Regions from separate parts of the Homo sapiens genome. Here region 2 is linked to region 1. A link is an interaction called in ENCODE POLR2A ChIA-PET data of the cell type or tissue named here. Cell type or tissue: OCI-LY7. All regions are shown on one strand. Each heading gives the region's core, and the rest is flanking DNA. Links, peaks and the distances in the headings are about the cores only.

The links. ChIA-PET counts read pairs that join two places held together with the same protein. Peaks named below come from ENCODE experiments on the same cell type or tissue, not always from the same donor. Only the 100,000 strongest peaks of a DNase experiment are listed, where the experiment ranks them.
Region 2: POLR2A ChIA-PET joins it to region 1 with 5 read pairs; 2 of 35 experiments call an interaction of 5 or more read pairs at or near these places.

The regions. Positions count from the first base shown.
Region 1 is chr11:110,285,288-110,290,632 of GRCh38, forward strand. All of the region lies in intron 1 of RDX (radixin), which reads right to left. Among named protein-coding and RNA genes, the nearest start is that of RDX, 8.7 kb to the right of the region's middle. In OCI-LY7, for the core only: no CTCF peak of the experiment used is centred there; a DNase peak (open chromatin) is centred at 2,464; H3K4me3 peaks cover 689 bases; H3K27ac peaks cover 658 bases.
Region 2 is chr11:109,950,090-109,955,434 of GRCh38, forward strand. The region is part of intron 1 of LOC105369484 (a long non-coding RNA gene); the gene reads left to right. Among named protein-coding and RNA genes, the nearest start is that of LINC02715, 130 kb to the left of the region's middle. In OCI-LY7, for the core only: no CTCF peak of the experiment used is centred there; no DNase peak of the experiment used is centred there.

The DNA of each region.
Region 1 (5,345 bases), core at 494-4,493:
GATAGCAGAATTGCACGAACCTGGGAGGCAGGGGCTGCAGTGAGCCAAGATCGCGCCACTGCACTCAAGCCCAGGTGACAGTGTGAGACCTCATCTCAAAAGAAAATAAAAGAGAATATTGTTTAACCTCAATGAGACATTTCTGGCTAGGTATGGTGGCTCGCGCCTGTAATCCCAGCACTTTGGGAGGCTGAGGCAGGCAGATCACTTAAGGTCAGGAGTTCGAGACCATCCTGGGCAACATGGAGAAACCCTGTCTCTAGTAAAAATAAAAAATTAGCCAAACATGATGGCACATGCCTGTAGTCCCTGCAACTCAGGAGGCTGAGGCAGGAGAATCGCTTGAATCCAGGAGGCAGAGGCTGCAATGAGCTGAGATCACACCACTACACTTCAGCCTGGGCGACAGAGTGAGACTTTGTCTCAAAAAAAAAAAAAAAAAAAAAAGAGACATTTCTAGTCTATAAATATATTAGTATGTTTTTAATTGAAACTGGCATCTATTAGTAGCAGAATAGATAATTTCATAAAATGTCACATGGAAAACAAAGAAACCTAGATGCATATCCTGGGGTTCCATCTCTAACTTGAAACAAAACCTGGTCTTTCAAGTCTTTCTTTTCTTCTATTAAAAAAAGTATAAAAATAATAATAAAAAATAAATTGCCTAAACCATTATATATCAAAGACACATATTTATATACCAAATATTTGTATATTTCCACTCTTCCCTCATAAAAATATTTACTCCCTCCTCCCCACTCTTAATTCTCTTAATTTTAATCTGCAAGTTTATTGGTTTAAACTTAATTAAACCAATTAAATCCTTAATTTTCTCCCACTCTTAAATGTCTTAAAAGTGGTCTTGCCCTGCCTCTTTTCCATACCTACTTCTCCTAAAGCAATATATTGTGCTCTTTTCCATACCTACTCCTTCAAAAGCAATAAAAGAGCAGTCATGGCAGCAACATACCCAGCAAGTCGTCTGGAGAGATGCTGCCAGCCAGCAAACGTCTCCCATCTCGAGAAAACCACTCATATGAATATGTACTCAAACACAGTGCCACACATTAGAGACAACATAGACACAATAAACATTCTCTCCTTTGTCTTTTAACTCTGAGGGTAACCCTCAGTCTCCTTTCTACCTAATGCAATGGAAAAATAGCCTCATGCTCGACACATTGAGCTCTGTTAGGTCAGTGGCACAAGACTCACACCTGTCAGGTGGTAAAACAGGTGTTATAAAGTCTAGTCCATGCAGTGCCTGCACTGAAGCATCAATAATTCATAGCAGATTGCCTGATTTTACTTTTGAGATACTCTTTTCCCTAAGCCTAATTTTAATTATTTTAAATTTTTTTCTGCCTTTTCGGACTTAGAAATGACCTCTGAACATAATTGTGGTCTCTCCAGAAACCAAAATATTCCAAGAGAACTCATCTGCCAATTTACTGGGAGAAAGCTGCACAACAAAGAACAGTATAAACTGAATAAGGCAACTCTGGCAGTCCAATCAACACAATAATGGAATCTACTAAAGAAGTTCTTAATCATTTTATTTTTCCTGCATGGGCCCTGCTGGTGAAGCCTATGAACTCTTTCTAAGAAAAGTATTTTTAAATGCATAAAATACATGCACACAATACAGAAAATTACAAAAGAAACCAATTACACTGGAATATGATTATCAAAATATAAAAAACACAAACCTTGAGTAATATATATGCTTTTTTAATACTTTAAGTAACAGTTAAGTTATTTCGAGACAGCTTTAATGTATTCCAAAAGTATCTACCGTTTCTATTAGAAACAGTCTCTGGGCTGGTTATGGTGGCTCATGCCTGTAATCTCAACACTTTGGGAGACCAAGGCAGGAAGATGGCTTGGGGCCGGGAGTTCAAAACCAGTCTGGGCAATCTACAAAAAATAAAAAAATTAGCTGTGTGTAGTGATGTGCACCTGTAGTCCCAGCTATTCTAAAGGGTCACTTGAACCCAGGAGTGATGGTGCCACTGCACTCCAGCCTGGGCAACAGAGTGAGATCCCATCTCTATAAAAAATAAAAATTAAATTAAAAAATAGACGACACAGTCTCTGGTACTGTACTGCTAATGCTAATGTTGTCTATACTCATAACAAGAAAATGTAAAAATAAAGATGTAACTTTTTCCCCATTCAAGGTCATAGGTCCCCGGGTTTAAAACCTTTAATATACAAAGAACTATGCTTATTATGCTGTTAGCTCAGTGTTAATAAATTTTATGGCAATAATAATGCACTTTTACCTAAATAATGACATGTCATCCCGTCATCCCAAAGTGAAGCAAAGAGGACAAGAATTTTTAGCTCCATTTTGCAAGTAAAGAAATAAGGCCAAAAGCAAGAAGGGTAGTGAATACAGGGAGCATCTGTAGAATGCTCACTCTCCACTCTGCCTACACTTCCTATCTTCACAATAACTGCCCTCCCCCTTCCTGCCCAAGACAGGTGTTACAATCTCTCATTCTTCTAAAAAAGAAATTAAGATTCAGATAAATGACTTGCTCAATGTCAGGGGGCTACTTAACAAGACATAAGTCCTTTAAAATCCTAGTCTTGGGCTCTTTTGATTATCTTATTCTACTTTTCTCAGATACCATTTTAGACAAGTTCATTCGAAACAATTACTAGGGCTTTTCAAGAAGTAGGCTATTAAAGCTCTCTATTGTTAGCAGGTCAAGAGACTACCTCTAAAGATGTTTTAAGTGCACATTAATAACTGGTATGATCATCTCTGTAAATGGATTTCCTGTAAGGGTGAGAGGCAGTTTTAAATAAGATATTAAGTCTTGCTCATGTAGAAATGATTTCTGGTTTAATGATATTTTCAAGGAAATGAAATATTCAACGTTTGAGTAATATACATGTTACTGAAAATGCAAAGCAAATTTCTAAAATTTATAAAGCTGAACTGCAATATTAACACCAAAGTTTTACACTGAGTTTAGGATCTCTTCTAAGAGTTTTGTAAATTTAAAAAGGAAAATCATACCTGTATTGTTCCTAAGGTGAGCAGAAAACAAAATAATACACTATCATTTGCAATTATTAAATACTAAAAGGTAAGAAAGCTAAATCCAGTTCAACTTCCTCATTTCACTCTTAAGAAAACATTAAACATTCACATAAAAATGTTTAGAAATGGGAAAACAGGTTCATGCAAGTCACTTATATAACAGGAAAGAAGCAAACACAAAATAATTCTCACAAATAATTCTACCCTTAATGTGCTTTGAAACATCAGATATTATAGCTTATTTTCAAAACAGAACAAAGTCAGTATGTTTCTTAAATGTCTTTATAATTAGACAATATTCTCTAACACAGTCAACGAGGCTATATGGCAGTTCTATTGCTATAAAAAAATTAAGCTTCTAATTTTCTAGATATTAACTCCCTTTTTTGAAAAACTGATACAATGCCTGGTTCACAGTTGGGCCTCAAAATGTCTGTTGATTTTGTTGGTGAATTAATCTTACACATAATACTAGTTTTAATTTTTCTGTTGATTAGTGTCAAGGGCAATAGTTTCCTCTCTTTTTTTATGTTGTAAAATGACCAAACTAATAAGCATCACTAAGAAGAGAGAACCAACATGAACATGGGGAACAAAAAAAGCTCCTTACAGCTGGGCGTGGTGGCTCACACCTGCAATCCCAGCACTGTGGGAGGCCCAGGTGAGCGGATCACCTGAGGTTGGGAGTTCGAGACCAGCCTGACCAACATGGAGAAACCCCCATCTCTACCAAAAATAAAAAATTAGCCGAGCGTGGTGGCGCATGCCTGTAATCCCAGCTACTTGAGAAGCTGAGGCAGGAGAATCACTTGAACCTGGGAGGCCGAGGTTGTGGTGAGCCAAGATCGCGCCATTGCACTCCAGCCTCGGCAACAAGAGCAAAACTCTATCTCAAAAAAAAAAAAAAAAAAAAAAACTTTTTACAACTAGGCCTCCCAAATTCAAGCCTTAACCATCTCTATCCAAAACTGTTTTAATAATTTCAATTAAGTTGACAATCAAATTAAAGGCCAGATAATTTGACACACTTAATGATAACTGTAATTACCATGCTGCTTGTTGATTAGATATTAGCAGTAAGCTTTCTGGTGATATATACTAACTTTGCTGAATAGCCAAACTAAGTTTTTATAGTTTTTCTAAGTCTAGAACCTATAAACAGCTTAAGTATCAGGAGTCCTCACAATGGCTAAGAAAATTTAATCCAAGCCAAAGGGATCTAAAGTCAATTAACCACAGCTGAGATTTTCTATGTTCCCATTCTCCCTTTCACTCAGAGTCCTTATGTTGACTGGGGGCGGTGGCTCACACCAGAAATCTCGGCACTTTGGGAAGCCAAGGCGGGTGAATCACTTGAGGTCAGGAGTTCAAGACCAGCCTAGCCAACACGGCGAAACTCCGTCTCTACTAAAAATATAAAAATTAGTCCCGTCTCTACTAAAAATATAAAAATTAGTCAGACGTGGTGACCTGTTTGGTGGTGTGCATCTGTAGTCCCAACTACTCGGGACGCTGAGGCAGGTGAATTGCATGAATCCAGGAGGCAGAGGCTGCAATGAGCTGAGATCATGCCACTGCACTCCAGCCTGGGTGACAAAGTGAGACTGTCTCAAAAAAAAAAAAAAAAAAAAAAAAAACAAGGGTCCTTACGTTGCATTAATGCATCCACATTATTCCATGTACTCACCAGGATTTTTTGTTATAAACAAAAATACCCACTCTGGTTAACTTATTAAAAGATTATCAGTCAATTTACAAAAACAACAGGAAGATTTAACAAAGAAAAAAAAACAGAGGAAGCAAGAAACATCCAGAACTCACAGCACAGAATACTGTGCTTAAAATGCTGCTGCAAGGAGTATTAATTAACTTATACACACTACTGTGACACTTAACAGGCCAGGTGTGGTGGCTCACGCCTGTAATCCCAGCACTTTGGGAGGCTGAGGCGGGAGGATCACTTGAACCCAGGACAGCCTGGGCAACATGGTGAGACCCCGTGTCTACAAAAAATAAAAAAGCCGGGAGTGGTGGCAAGCTCCTATAGTTCCAGCTACTTGGGAGACTGAGGTGGAGGGATCACTTCAGCCTGGGAGGTCAAGGTCACAGTGAGCTATAATCAAGCCACCGCACTCTGGCCTGGGCAACAGAGACAGTCTCAAAAAGAAAAAAAAAAAAGCACTTAACACACTTTATGAATACAATATGGCACATCTATCTGCCCATTAGAGTGAGAACTCCTGAGTATTTTACTCATCTTTCCATTCTCAAATGCAAAGAGTATGTG
Region 2 (5,345 bases), core at 636-4,635, 340 kb before region 1:
ACAGGACCAACACAATGTGGAAGTAGCCAAGGCCTCCTGGGGCTTGCACCCTCTGAAACAACAGCCTGAGCTGTACCTTGGCCCCTTTCATCCATGGCTGAAGCAGCTGGGATGCAGGGCACCAAGTCCAGAGGCTCCACACAGCAGGGGGGGTCCTGTGTGGAGTGGAATGTAATATTTTTGTAGATCCTTTGGGATATTCTACATAGACTCTCAGGTCATTTGCAAATAGGAGCAGTTTTACTTTTTCCATCCTAATCTGTATGGGATTTATTTTCTTTTCATACCTTACTGCGCTATCTAAAATTCCACTACTATGTTGAATAAATGTGAGGAGAGAGAACATCCTCGCCTTGTTCCTGACATAGGGCAAAAACATTCAATTTTTTAGCATTAAATGTAACATTAGCTGTTGGGTTTAAGTAGATATTCTTTATCAAACTGAGGAAGTTTCCCCTCCACTTCTATTTTTCCAAGAGTTTTTAAAATCATGGATTAAATTCAAACTTTGTCACATGATTTTTCTGCATCAATTAATATGATCATGTGGTTTTTCTTCTTTAACCTGTTAACATGTTTGTATTAATTGATTTTGAAATTTTTTTTTTTTTTTTTGAGACAGAGTCTCGCTCTGTTGTCCAGGCTGGAGTGCTGGAGTGCAGTGGCGCGATTTCGGCTCACTGCAAGCTCCACTTACCGGGTTCATGCCATTCTCCTTCCTCAGCCTCCCGAGTAGCTGGGACTACAGGCGCCTGCCACTACGCCCGGCTACTTTTTTGTATTTTTTAGTAGAGACGGGGTTTCACCGTGTTAGCCAGGATGGTCTCGATCTCTTGACCTCGTGATCCACCGGCCTTGGCCTCCCAGAGTGCTGGGATTACAGGCATGAGCCGCCGCGCCCGGCCGATTTTGAAATATTGAACAGCTTTGCATTCCTGGAATAGACTCCATTTGCTCATGATGTATAATTCTTTTTTTATGTAGCTGAATCATATTTTAAGTGTTTTCAGAGAATTTCTGCATCTATATTCATGAAGGATATAGGTCCATAATTTTCTTTGTACTATCTTTGTCTAGTTTGGGTGTCAGGATCATACTAGCTTCACAAATTAATTGAGAAATTTTTTCTTCTCTTTCATATTCTAGAAGAGATTGTTTAAAATTTGTGTTAATCCTTCTTTAAATGTAGGAGACATTACAAATAACTCTATACATATAAATTTGGAAACAGATGAATGGATCAATTTCTTTAATAGCACAACTACACAACTAATCTAATATAAATAATTTGAATAGCCCTATCAATATTAAAGAAATTACATTCATAATTATAAAATACCCCAAAACATAAATCTCCAGGTCCATGGGATGATTCTACCTAATGTTTAAAGAAGAATTAAGGCTGATTCTATACAATCTCTTCAAGAAAAGAGGAGGAAAAACTTTCCAATTCAATTTATGAAGCTAATATTACCCTGTAATACATATTAGGTATTCATCGCCCTTTCATGGCATACAACTCCTAAAATCCTTGGACCCTCCAAAGTGCTGTCTTTTTGTATGTTAATGTTAATTGATAGTTTCAGGATAGGGCTGGTTGTCAGAAAGACACAGCTATGATTAAAGGATTGGGACTTTCAGCCCCAGTCCCCAACATTCGGAAGGGGAGAGGGGTTGAAGGTTAAGTTGATCATCATTGGCCAACGGTTTAATCAATCATGCCTACATAATGAAGTCTCCATAAAAACACCACGAAGGCAGGGTTCAGTGAGCCTCTGAATAGTCTAATACATGGAGGTTTCTGAAGGGTGGTATGCCCAGGGAGAGCATGGAAGCTTCATGCTGCTTCTCATATGCCTTGCCCTATGCATCTCTTCATCTGTATCTTTTGTAGCATCCTTTATAGTAAACCAGCAAATGTGTTTCCCTGAGTTCTGTGAGCCACTCCAACAAATGAATCGAACTCAAAGTGGGGGTTGTGGGAACCCCGACTTGAAGCTGGTAAGTCAGAAGTTCTGGAGGCATGGACTGGTGACTTGTGTCTGGAATGAGAGCAGTCATTATTGCAGTTCATTATGGCTATAAATTTACCACTCATTGTTTTAGCTGTGTCCCACATATTTTGAAATGTTGTATTTTATTTTCACTCAGTTTGTAAAAGGAAAATAAATCTCAGGACCCCAAACTCACTAAGCCAAAGGGAAAAGTCAAGCTGGGAACTGGGTTATGCAAATCTGCCCCCCATTTGGTTCCTGAATAGGATAGCTACAAAGATGAAAAGTTACATACCTCCCTCACCGATTGCCCACAAGGAAATTCCCTGTGGGCCCCAAGATCTTTACCCTAAAACAGTTCTGCTGAATTTCACCCTGGCCATGTAAATTGATAGCTTATTTTCACAGGTGCAGGACAAAGGACAGAACTAAAAGTCATCCCTCTACTCACCTGAAACAAATGTGTATCTGATTGCTTCTTCTACCCTATCCTACTCTATCCTCTACTGCAGATTCTCTGAGCCAGATGAAGGCATAAGTGACTATTCCTCTACTCCCCTGTCACATGTAAATTGTATATTCCATGAAAGGCTGATCAAAGACTCAAAAATGTAACCGTCTGTCTTTTATCTATCCACACCTTTCAAACAGTTTCTACCCCTTTCTCCAATATCTGCTCTTTCCCCTTTAAATATCAAAGCCTTTGGAGAAAGGCACAGACCTGTATCCTGAGCATATATCCTTAACTCTGGCAAATAAACCTCCTACAATGATTGAGACTCACCTCAATCATTTTCATTGATTTATAAGTTCAATATATTTTTAAAAATATATTTATCTTAACACTTTGACGCATTGTCTTAGTCAATTTGGGCTGCAATAACAATTATACTATAGACTGTGTGACTTTAAAAACAAACATTTAATTCTTAGAATTCTGGAAGCTAGGAAGTCCAAGTTCAAGGTGCTGGCAGATCCCACATCTGGTGAGGGCCACCTTCTGGTTTGCAGATGGCAGCCTCCTTGTTGTATTTTCACATGCCAGAGAGCAGAAAGGGAAGCACAAGCTCTCTCCTGTCTCTTCTCCACCCTTATGACCTAATTACCTCCCAAACGCCTCATCTCCAAACATCATCACATTGGTGATTAGGCTTCAATATACAAATCGGGAGTTGAGGGGGAGGCTCACAGACACTCAGTCCACAGCACTCCTGAATTATGTGGAAGTGTGCTAGCTTCCAAGTATTTCAAGACTCACCTGTTATTTTGTTCTGCTACTAATTTTTCATTCTGTTGAGGTCATAGAACACACTTTGTATGATTTCAATCATTTTAAATTTGTCAAGGCTTGTTCTATAACACAGAGTATAATCTATCTTTGCACATGTTCTATGGGACCTATGGGCCCTTGCATAGAAGGTATATTCACTGTTGTTGGGTGGAGTGTTCTATGAAAGTTAAGTTAGATCCTGTTGATTAATGATATCATTGAGTTCTTCTATATCCTTGTAATTTTTGTTAATTCTTGCTACTCATTGTTTCTCTATTCCTAGAAGTCTTAGAATCCCTGGCTTAGAAGCAGGGAAGAAATAGTGAATATTCAGCTTCTTCTTCTTCTTTTTTTTTTTTTTTTTTCTGTTTTTTTGAGATGGTGTCTCCCTCTATCGCCCAGGCTTGAGTGCAGTGGTGCAATCTTTGCTCACTGCAACCTCCACCTCCTTGGTTCAAGTGATTCTCCTGCCTCAGCCTCCCCAGTAGCTGGGACTACAGGTGCACACCACCACACCTGGCTAATTTTTGTATTTTTGTAGAGATGGAGTCTCACCATGTTGTCCAGGCTGGTCTCAAACTCCTGACCTCAAGTGATCCTCCCACCTCAGCCTCCCAAAGTGCTGGGACTACAGGCATGAGCCACCACACCCTGCCCAATCTTCTAACTTCTTAAATTAGCAAATGATGCATATTTCAAAGACAAGAAAGCCAGATCTTTCATTTCTCATTCGCAACAGCCAAATTTCATTAAGAGGAAGCAAAATACTTTCATAGATTTCAAAGAGTTAAACCATAGAGGGTTTGAGTATAGAATGTTTAGTGTAAGACACTGAAAGACAGGCTATGTGATATGATATGGATATTATATCCCACTAAACCAGATAAAGCATTCCTCCCAGACATGAGGGAGGCAGGAAACAGACAGACATAGGTGAGTATCCAACCCCCCAGGATTGAGACCCTTAGTGAAAAGTGTAAACCCCTAGGTAGGTTTGAGGAACTGAGGACAGAAGAGTATGTTTTATGCTAAAAAAAAAAGATTCATTAAAAACAAGCTTGGTGTGTGCCATAAGCCATCATAGGATAGATTCAGGGAACTAGAAATGAAAGTATAGCATACTTCAGTAGAGAGCCTTAGTGTTCCTGGCTTCATAGTAGCTCCTATCCAGCAGTTCCTGCATGCTGCAGGGGGACAGAAAACCAAGAAGGGGAGACAATGAGGAGGACCCAGAGTACAAGGACCTGAAGATCAGACAGCATGGCTACACCTAAGGGCACCAGCAGCAGAGGCTGGTGCAAGTCAGAAGGATGAGCAGGGACCGGCAATACAAGCAGAAAATGACCAGCAGGATGAGATACTCAAGTAGAGGCTAATCCAGGACAGCTCACCACTCCTGCCAAGCTACTGTATAAGCTTCCACTTGTACTCAGAAGCCATAATAAGTGGTATAGACAGGAGACAGGGAAATACTGCACGAAAGAGGGTGGTTCCCCAGCAAAGACCCCACCTTCAAGCAAGCCTGGAAACCCACAGCACTAGATGAAAACAGGCATTCCTGTTTTTGTGCCCAAAAGTTGCCTTTTGGCCCACCATGCACCCCTATCCTGTACATATATAAACCCCAAACTCCAGACTCCACAAGCCAATGAACAGAAGAGCAGAACGGAAGAACAGCATGGCAGAAAGAAAAAAAAAAGGAGTATCTGAATGCCAAGAGAAGATCAGCTGCGAATGGTCGGAGAGGAGAACGGACACCGGCTGCCCAAACTCCAGGGGAAGATCATCTTCTTACTTCATCCCCCTTCCAGCTCCCCATCCACCCCACTGAGAGCCACCTCCACCACTCAACAAAACCCCTGCACACATCCTTCAGGTTTATATATGACCCAATTCTTCCTGGACACCAGACAAAGACCTAGGTACGAAGAGGGCACTGAGCTGGTTAACACTTAAGCCATCCGTGGACAGCAAGGCTAAAAGAGCACACTGTAACACAGGCCCACTTGGGCTTTGGGGGTTGCAGGATCCCACCCACAGACACTGCCATGGGGCCTGGGCCCAGGGGTGCTCGGTCCGGC